2 separate regions of the Mus musculus genome follow, and region 1 is linked to region 2. A link is a contact called in ENCODE Hi-C or POLR2A ChIA-PET data. All regions are on one chromosome and are shown on one strand. Each heading gives the region's core, a stretch centred on a gene start or an enhancer-like site at or near the end of the contact. The rest is flanking DNA. Distances are from core to core; before and after follow the strand shown.

Region 1 (5,177 bases), core at 492-2,991, 46 kb before region 2:
AGGAAGGCATGGTACTAGAGAAGGAGCCAAGAGTTTTACATCTTGTTCCAAAGGCAAACAGGAGAAGACTGGCTTCCAGGCAGCTAGGAGAAGAGTCTCAAAGCCCACCACAGTGTCACACTTCTTCCGACAAGGCCACATCTACTCCAACAAGGCACACCTCCTAATAGTGCCACTTACTCTCTGGGCCAAGAATATTCAAACCACCCCAGAGTTATTGCTGAATAAACTCGCCCCTTTTTAGTTCTTTCTGACTTCTGTCCATCTGGTTCAACTCAGCTGTTCTGGCTCAAACTCTTCTCCCAGCTGACTAATTCAATCTGGCTTCTCTGAATTGCTGTTTGACCTCAAACTAACTTTAGCAATCTTTTCTAATCTTCTGGCTCTTTCTCATGTTCTTACTTGTTCTGTCTTTACCTGTGCATGCCCCCCCCCCCTCTGTAACCTCCATCCCAGGAGACTTAAATCTTCACCTGCCCTCCATGGGCACTCCACACACATGGTTCACAGACATACATTCAGACAAAACACTGGTCCACATTAAATAAAAATAAAGTATCAAAAGAGTTAAATTAATACATGATAGCTTTAAAAAGGAAATTAATTTCTCAGCTTTAAAAACAATGTGTAACTAGATTGGACTTCTACCCAGAACCATGCAAGCAACAAGGGAGTAAAGTATTTACAGTACTGAAAACAAGGGGGAAAAAAAAAAACCCCATCTCACGCCGGGATTTAGAGGTGTGCACCAGCACACTCTGTGGGAAAATTCTTTAGAAAAAATGAAAGTGGGGCTGGAGAGATGGCTCAGCGGTTAAGAGCACCGACTGCTCTTCCAGAGGTCCTGAGTTCAATTTCCAGCAACCACATGGTAGCTCACAACCATCTGTAGTGGGGATCCAATGCCCTCTTCTGGTGTGTCTGAAGAGAGTAATGTGTACTCATACATAAAATAAATAAATCTTTAAAGAAAAAATGAAAGTGGTAAGGTCAGAAATGACAGAAAAAAATATGAAGAAAACCCACTTCAACATTAACATCCAGTGTAGTACTTTGGTACTGGGTCTGGAAAGGCTCTGAATACTGATCTGGAGAACCAAGGCAAAGTGTGAGCCATGAGTCTGGGAATGGAGGAAACCATTCAAATAATGGGCAGGTTTCATAAAATTCCTGCAAGGTGGGCAAGGCAGATAATTAATTTAAGCAACAAAGTAAAGCTGTACACAGTGTGCCCGGTTCTGTCCTTGGGGAGAGCAAGAAGAGTCAACCCACTAAAGGACTCCATCAAGTTAGTGCTCAAAAGAAACTTGGAAAAGGAAGCCCTTAAATATTATAAACTACACGAAACAGCAAAGATGTGGCACAGAAAAGCATAAAACGGCTGTCATCCTACTGTCCAGGAGAACCCTGACTAGCCCTAGGATATTTCAAACTATATTCGTTTAGGCACCGGCGAGTCAGGACAGGAGGGCGGAGTTACCACTCAGGCCTGTGTTTGGTTTTTTGAAACGAGCGAGCGCCCTCTTCTGTTTCGCGAGAGGAATGGCAGAATTTTTCCTGGGAGCGGCTGGCGGCCCGGGAAGGGCTTGGCAGACGCTGATTCAGACACCTAGGTTTACAGCTTGCAGGGGTGATGGAGAGTGACGCTAGGTCGTACGTCACTTTCACAGTGCAGGGGACCTCGTGACGTCACAGCTCCCTCCGCGGCCTCTTCCGGGGAGGGAAGCCGCGCGCCCAGGCGGAAGTGACGTACTCCTGCGTTTCCCTCAGTGGCGGCATTTTAAGTTTAGTGATCTGGACAGGTTGATACACTTAAGTCACCGCCTGAGAGGAGACTGCGGGGTTCCCGTGGCTCCGCGAAATGGGCCCAGCTGGTCCGCCGACCTTCCGGTGCAGATGAGAGAAGCGGGGCTCCGCCTACGGGAGCGTCCGGGAAGCCTGGGTTGAACGAAAGGAGGAAAGGGCGCCCGCGGGCCATGGCCCCACCTCCAGGGGTAGGTCCCGCGTCTCTGCGGTTTGCTGCCGCCGCCAGCTGGCTGGTAGTCCGCCGTCGCCGCGTAGAGCACTTCCCGAAAGTGGTGGAGTTTCTGCAGTCCTTGCGCGCTGCTGCCCCCGGCTTGGTTTGCTACCGGCACCATGAACGCCTGTGTATGAGCCTAAAGGCCAAGGTACTAGAGAGAAGGACGTCTGGTTGGGACTAAGATCGGCTGGAAAAGGGTAGGTGTTCTGAGCCCTGTACCGTGCAGGTGGTGGTGGAGCTGATCCTGCAGGCGCGACCCTGGGACCAGGTCCTGAATGCCCTGAAGCATCACTTCCCAGCAGAGTCCAGAACAGTAAGTACCACTGGACCCCGAAGCTGTGAGTGCTATCTTGGGCAGACCAAACTCAGGCCTGATGCAACCAAGTTGCCCCTGGGTCCTAGCGACACCTCCTCACCCAAATTTTCCTGTCTTCAATATCCTCAACAGACAAAAGAAGACAGGAAGCTTTTGGAGGCACGGGAAAATTTTTGCTTGCTTGTGAAGCACCTGTCAGAGGACCCGCCTTCGAGCCTGCAGGTGAGAATGGTTGGTTTGGAGGATGTTATGGGATTCCTGTTTTGTTTTGTTTTGTTTTCTAAAATTCATCTGACCTGCTTCACTTTCCCACATACAGGAACTAGAACAAGACTATGGGGAATCCTTTCTAGTTGCCATGGAAAAGCTGTTGTTTGAATACTTGTGTCAGCTAGAGAAAGCACTGCCTCCAGTCAGAGCACAAGAGGTTGTTGAGAAAGAAACACTTTAAGGGCGGAAGGCTGGGTGGCTTCCCCGAGAACTATGATCTTCCTATCTGTCGCCTTGCCCACAGCTTCAGGATGCTCTAAGTTGGAGTCAGCCGGGCTCGTTCATCACTTCTTCGGTTGCTTTGCACCAGTATGGTATGGACATGGGGTGGACATTTCCAGGTAAGAGGATCAGCGGAGATAACTAGCAATTTGGAGGTTAGTGTTTAGCTCTACCAAACCTGAGTCAGCCGAATGGAAGTTATATGGGCCTGTAACACAAACCTGAGTTTTAACCTAGTTCTAATTTTATAAGGCATCTTATTTTATCTTTCAGAGAGCTCTACTTCTGGCTCAGGGAATCTGATAGAGCCCATGGAAGAGAGTCCTCATCAGCAAACCAGGCCAGCATTCCACAGTCCTCTGCCTAAAGCTAAGCTTGGCCCTCACCAGCCAGCTTCACTGGAGCACCCAGAACACTTAGCTGGCCACCGCTTTAATCTGGCCCCTTTGGGAAAGCGAAAATCCCGATCACATTGGACATCGGCAAAGGCGTGCCATAAAGAGCGGCCCACAGTCATGCTACTCCCATTTAGGAACATGGGCTTACCAGCTCAAGACTTATCTAACCCTAAAAGCAGGGAAGAACCCGGTGCGGCCTCAGCAGCTTCTGTGGGAACAGAGCCAGTCTGCACGGAGGAGGCTAAGACTCCATCTCGGCCTTTGGGGAAAAGGGCATTAGAGGAGACCCCACCTGACTCACCGGCTGCAGAGCAGGAGTAAGGGTCTCTTCTCCTTCCTTAGGAATACTTTCCCTGCCTGCTTCCCTTCTTCACCCAACCTTTCCTTTGCCTTCACCTCAGGAACAGTGTGAATTGCGTGGATCCTCTAAGACACTCATCACCGCCTCTTACAGTCAAGAAACCAGGTAAGCTTTGGACCAGACGGCGTTGGGACTTTCCAAGGCCTGTGCTCACCTAAAAGTGGGTCTAGGTTTTGTTTCTGCTTATTTTTTTCGAGACAGGTTTTTTCTACATAACCCTGGCTGTCCTGGAAATTGATATGTAGACCAGGCTGGCCTTGAACTCAGAGATCCCCCTGCCTCAGCCTCCAGAGTGCTGGGATAAAAGGTGTGGGCCACCAAGCTAGGCTAAGAAAGAGGTTTTAATTGTGGTTTCTTTCCTGCAGTGCTGTCCCCAACCCCGTGTAGCTCTGTTATTACCATAGGGGACTTGGTTTTGGACTCTGATGAGGAAGAAAATAACCAGAAGGAAGGGAAGGTGAGTGGGAAGAAGCAGAAAGCCAAGCCAGAGGGCGGGCAGAACAAGGCAGGGATACATGTGAAGTGTTCCCAGTTATAGGAATTATGCTTTCTTCTCTATAGGAGTTTTTGAAAAACTACCAGAAGACGAAGTTTGACACCTATATCCCCATGTTTTGTGACTACATCCCGTAGTGTCCTGCCTATTCCTTTCTGGCTACCTAAACGGTTCTCACTCAGGTCCTCTGGAATATTCTCTGCACTCTGTCCATCTTCTGCTGCAGCTCTGCATGCAATTTAGTGGAAAAGAAGAGGAAGTCCAGACTTGAGTTGCCTGGCTACATTGCTGAAAGCTTTGTAGCACTTGAAAATTAAATATTGATTTGTTTCACTATTGATGGGAAGAAGGGGAATAAAGACTTGCATAGGTCTGTGTAGGTCATTCCTCCGAAACATAACAGGCTTCTCTTAGCTGGTTGAGGCCCTTCTCATATTTACTCCTTTGGCAAGAGTTTAGATTTACATAGAAGGGTTGAGAGAGCCTGGAAGGGAAACTGTCCTTATGCCATCCTAACAGTCATCCCTAAGGCCAGAATACACTTTGTAAACTTGCTTGCTACCAAGTTAGCTTAGGCTGGCGTCGCTGCTTCCTGAGAATAACATTCATTTCCCTGGATCCTACTGGGTCAGGGTCAATCCCAGGAGGAGCATCTAGATGCCAGCCTGTGCTGGAAGCCCAGCATCCATCTGTATGAGAGTGTTTCAAGTATAGAAGAACGTCTAAGCTGTTTAGACACGTGATGATGTCATTTAATGAAGCTGCTTAACATGATTCCCGCAGCCTTCCCTTTCCAGACCAAGGGCTGCCATTTCTGTGTGGATTAGCATCTTCCTAATCTTCGGGGGCTGTCCCCAGGGTCTCATTTGTTGATCTCACGTCTCCTTCCTCGCCTCTCCCGTAGTGCCATAACATTGTGCAGCTAGAGGCATGGGTGAGTAGAGTGAGAGCTGGAACTGAATTAGGCAGCCACCACCACAGGGGCTGCAGTGGGAGAGGCACGCCCTGTCGGGAGGCTCCAGTGGCAGTGCTGCTGCCTCAGGAAAGTAGGCTTCTTGGGTCTACTGGGAATTGCTGAAGATTGGATTCACTTG
Region 2 (4,738 bases), core at 1,127-3,626:
CACAACCATCCTGCTGCTGCTGACAGTCTGGCTGCTGGTAGGCTTTCCTCTCACTGTCATTGGCGGCATCTTTGGGAAGAACAACGCTAGTCCCTTTGATGCACCTTGTCGCACAAAGAATATCGCCCGGGAGATCCCACCCCAGCCCTGGTACAAGTCTACTGTCATCCACATGACTGTTGGTGGCTTCCTGCCTTTCAGGTATCCTCACTTTGTACCATGGCCATCCATTTTTGGTGGTTTTGGTTTGGTTTGGTTTTGGACACTAGAGAGTTTTTTGTTTATTTTGTTTTCTGTTTACTTTGTTTTCTTTTTTTGAGGCACTCATAAGGCTCATGGGCACTCGGAGGTAGAGGCAGGTGGATCTCTATTTTTTTTTTTTTCTAGATTTATTTATTATATGTAAGTACACTGTAGTTGTCTTCATACATTCCAGAAGAGGGCGTCAGATCTCTTTACAGATGGTTGTGAGCCACCATGTGGTTGCTGGGATTTGAACTCAAGACCTATTGGAAGAGCATTCAATGCTCTTAGCTGCTGAGCCATCTCTCCAGCTCCTATAAATTTGAGGTCAGCATGGTCTACAGAGTTTCAGGACAGCCACGGCTACAGAGAAATCCTGTCTTAAAAAACAAAACAAAACAAAAACCTTAAGTTGTCCCGCCTTGGATGAGGGCCACCACACCTTGCATTCAGCAGGGTTTTGATTCACCTTTGCCTTTCTCCGCTCTCTAAATACCATAACCCAGTAATAATCCTCAGCTCAGCCCAAGCACAGACCAGGAGTGAGCTTCAGCTCGCTCACATGAGCGTTTCACTGTCAAGCTCTCACTCAGCAAACTGAAAGTAATCAAGTGGGCTTTAAGCCTTGTATTGGAGCTTACAGAACCTGATTTCTGTTTAGTGTTCACAGGCACAGAGAGCTTAAGACCTATGTGTTTTCTCATTCAGTTTGTTAAGTACCTTTTAAACAATACAGAAGGAAGTAAACAACACAGTATCTGCCCCCTCCACTTCTTTCTTGCTCCCATTTTGTAGTAGTGGAGTGTGCTTAGGGCCTCGTGCATCCTTTGGCAAGCACTGTTCTCTGAGCCACATCCCAGCCCTTTTTTACCTTTCATTTTAAGACTGTCTTAAGTTTTCCAGGCTGGCCTTGAACTTGCTTTTTAACCTAGATTGACTTTGAATTTGGCAATCCTCCTGCCTCAGCCTCCCAAATAGTAGTATTATAGATGTATGCCTACTCTAGTTAAGATGGTTGCTTTCAGCCTGTCAGGGAAGATGTTCATGAACCGAGAGCAACTAATAAACTAAGCTAATAGGCAGAAGCCTCCTGGAGCTCTCTTGATCGCCACAGCGCTACCGGAAGATGTGGCTGAGTTTGGCTCCGCGTGCTGTGGCTATGAACAGAGCTTTAATGATGTGCATTGTCTTTTTCTCTTCACAGCGCCATCTCCGTGGAGCTGTACTACATCTTTGCCACAGTCTGGGGTCGAGAGCAGTACACTCTGTACGGCATCCTCTTCTTTGTCTTCGCCATCCTGCTGAGTGTGGGGGCCTGCATCTCCATTGCGCTCACCTACTTCCAGCTGTCTGGGGAAGACTACCGCTGGTGGTGGCGATCCGTGCTGAGCGTCGGCTCCACCGGCCTCTTCATCTTCCTCTACTCAGTTTTCTACTATGCCCGGCGCTCTAACATGTCAGGGGCAGTACAGACAGTAGAGTTCTTTGGCTACTCTTTACTGACTGGCTATGTCTTCTTCCTCATGCTGGGTACCATCTCCTTTTTTTCCTCTTTAAAGTTCATCCGTTATATCTATGTTAACCTCAAGATGGACTGAGTTCTAAGCCACAGAACTCTGGCTCTTTCCTGCTTTCATCATGCCCCATTGATTTCACTTGATAGCTTCTCTTCTGACCGAATTGTGTGATGGCATTGTCGCCTTCCTTCCCTCTTTAGAGAGGACCTGGAAATTAAAAATCTCTATTATATAAGGAATATATATATTTGAACTTTTTAAGTTGCCTTACGTTTTGGTCCTGATTTTTTTTTTCTTTTTACAATTATTAAAATAAAATTTATTAAGAAAAAGGATCCTGTCGTTGGAAGTTTTGGTCTAGTTATAGAAACCCGAGGCCTGTTGTCAATGCAGTTGTTTTGAAAACCCGAGTTCGCTATTGCCACACAAACTCTGGACTCTGGGAACTGTCGGCACAGGGAACCCACGGTGCCGAGGCTCTGTCAGCGGGTGCTCAGGCAGACGGAAGCCCAGACTGACGCCAGCCACCAGCTTTCCGCAGTTTTTGAAGGGAAGCAAGCTGAATCACCCAGGCGACAGGAGAGACGCAGAGTAACGCCCTTTCCGCCGGAAGTTGCTGTCGGAGTCTCCACGTGCCGATCCTCCCCCTCCCCACCCGGCCCTGTAGCAGCGGCGGCGTCGGCGGCGGCTCGGCAGCTGCCATGGAGCCTGCGGGTTTGGAACAGATCCTGAAGGAGCTGCTGCTGCCCGACACGGAGCGCATCCGCCGGGTATGGGCAGGCCTGACCGGGCTACGGGGATGGGGAGGCTGTGGGAAAGGCCCGGTCTTGACCTCCCAGCCTTCCATCAGGCTACGGAGCAGCTCCAGACCATCCTTCGGGACCCTGCTGCCTTGCCCGCACTCTTCGATCTGCTGGCAACAGCGACCGACTCTCAGGCGAGTCACCTGCCCCTCCTTGCCGAAATTCTGAAATTCCTCAATGTGTCCCTGGTCCCGCTCCAGCCTCCGCCCCCTGCGGTCCTAATCTGTTCATCATCTTCTTGGTGCCTGTGATTCTCATTTGGCTGGCAACCTCTTCTCACCCCAGATCCGCCAGTTTGCAGCGGTCCTGACCCGCAGAAGGCTGAACAATCGCTGGCGACGCCTGGCACCTGAGCAGAGGGAGAGGTGGGCTAGATTTAGGATGGGAGGGGCCGGGCCTAGTCTACTTTTTGACAGGCCGAGTACTAAGCCTTTGCCACCTGTCTTCCAGCCTCAAGTCCCTGGTCCTGACAGCACTGCAGAAAGAGACAGTGTAAGTGTGGAGCACCCACTCTCGGGGGTCCTAACTGATTGGGGCTGAGATACTGGACTTCTACCTTCTTTTTCAGCCCCAGACTAGGACTTAATTCAGGCCTAGAAGGTGGAACATGTGAAAACTAAAGTTTTTTGTGATTTATTTTTCATTTTTTAATTTTTTGGTTTTTCTGAGACAGGGTTTCTCTGTGTGGCCCTGGCAGTCCTGGAGCTTACTCTGTAGACCAGGCTGGCCTTGAACTCAGAAATCCGCCTGCCTCTGCCTCCCAAGTGCTGGGATTAAAGGTGTGTGCCACCACTGCCCAACTAAAACCCTAAAGTTTTTGAGAATGGCTGAAAATGATCAGCTAAACCCAGATAGGGAAAACAAGACTGAATTGAATTCAGCCTGTCCAGTGGTGCTGACCGAGCCAGATCACAATGCCCCCCTCCTTTCCTCACCCCCAGCTGTCGGTGGTCTTATGGGGTCTGCCTTAGGAAAGACCGTGCACATACCTGCATTCTCTTTCTGGCCACTCCTTGGGCCTGGGGCATTGTTTGCAAGGGAAGGGTGGTAAAAGGTGTTTCTATATGAATGGACCTCCTCTTTGTAGGCATTCTGTGAGTGTCAGCTTGGCCCAGCTCTCAGCCACCATTTTTCGAAAGGAAGGCCTACAAGGATGGCCTCAGTTCATGAACCTTCTTCAGCACAGCACTCATAGTTCCCATAGCCCCGAGAAAGAGGTACTGGCACTGCCCTGTTGGCAGGAAGGAGGGACAGAGGCTGGATAGACCACGAGACCGTCTCTTCTCCCCTGCTCCTGTACAGGTGGGACTTCTGCTGCTGAGTGTGGTGGTGTCTTCCCAGCCCGAGGCATTCCATGCCCACCAGCACGAGCTGCTTCAGCTTCTGAATGAGACGCTCAGTGACGTCAGCTTTCCCGGAGTGCTCTTCTACTCCCTGCGCACTCTGACTGCCATCGCCCGCTATGTCAGGCCGGATGATGTGGTAAGTAAGACGCTGCCTGTATCTCTCGGTTTCGTGCCCTCGCTTTCAGAAGTCTTGGCCCAAGCTGCTTTCGAGTTTTATTCCGCCTCCCGTTCTTCCTAAGGGTTGAGGGCATAGCGTGTTAGCTGGGCCTGGCTGGCTCCTTAGATGGAGGCTTTGAGGAAGCCTCCAGCTCCTGGCTTCTGGGATGAGACCACCTGCGCTTTATGTGATTACGCTCATTCCTGTGTCTTCCAGTCTCTTGCACGGATGTTGGTGCCCAAAGTCGTTACGGCACTGAGGACTCTGATCCCCTTAGATGAGGTAAGGACAGACGGGAGGGGTCTCCTTTTGGAAGGAAAATGGAGGCACAAGCACCATGGTCCCCTAGAGGAGCGAGTACCCTGTGACTTACTTGTCTGTCTGCAGGTAAAGGCCTGTGAGGCCCTGGAGGCCCTGGATGAAATGCTGGAGACAGAGTTGCCCATCATCAACCCCCACCTCTCTGAGGTCCTCACGTTTTGCCTGGAGGTGAGCCCGGGGTGGGTGCTGCTCCTGCTCGCTGGTTTGCCGTTAAGTTTTCTTGCTTGTTTCTGATTCTTGTCGGTGTCTGTATAGGTGGCTAAGAATGTGGCCCTTGGCGAACCACTCCGCGTACGTGTTCTCTGCTGCCTCACTTTCTTGGTCAAAGTCAAAAGTAAGGTACGTTCCCTC

The links. Hi-C counts contacts between places; a loop is a spot of excess contacts on that map. ChIA-PET counts read pairs that join two places held with the same protein, here RNA polymerase II (POLR2A).
Region 1: a loop to region 2 is called in a map of heart, with 3 times the contacts of the local background. The contact joins the promoter of Tinf2 here to the promoter of Ipo4 in region 2. A Hi-C loop is called at or near these places in 5 of 37 maps with a recorded cell type or tissue (adrenal gland and heart). POLR2A ChIA-PET finds 5 or more read pairs at or near these places in 3 of 5 experiments (Patski and embryonic stem cell).

What each region holds. Positions count from the first base shown.
Region 1 is chr14:55,678,381-55,683,557 of GRCm38, reverse strand. It overlaps Tinf2 (Terf1 (TRF1)-interacting nuclear factor 2), which reads left to right and starts at 1,741. Exons shown (of 9, transcript NM_145705.3): 1 at 1,741-2,168; 2 at 2,247-2,333; 3 at 2,469-2,558; 4 at 2,656-2,763; 5 at 2,851-2,947; 6 at 3,102-3,543; 7 at 3,628-3,692; 8 at 3,953-4,044; 9 at 4,149-4,478. The coding sequence starts at 1,977. The coding sequence ends at 4,220. Gmpr2 (guanosine monophosphate reductase 2) reads right to left here. Exons shown (of 10, transcript NM_177992.2): 10 at 4,807-5,177. The coding sequence ends at 5,145.
Region 2 is chr14:55,633,322-55,638,059 of GRCm38, reverse strand. Ipo4 (importin 4) reads left to right here and starts at 2,376. Exons shown (of 30, transcript NM_024267.7): 1 at 2,376-2,530; 2 at 2,611-2,697; 3 at 2,849-2,928; 4 at 3,014-3,055; 5 at 3,651-3,780; 6 at 3,866-4,045; 7 at 4,283-4,348; 8 at 4,454-4,555; 9 at 4,643-4,726. The coding sequence starts at 2,462. Tm9sf1 (transmembrane 9 superfamily member 1) reads left to right here. Exons shown (of 5, transcript NM_001360063.1): 4 at 1-201; 5 at 1,448-2,095. The coding sequence ends at 1,841.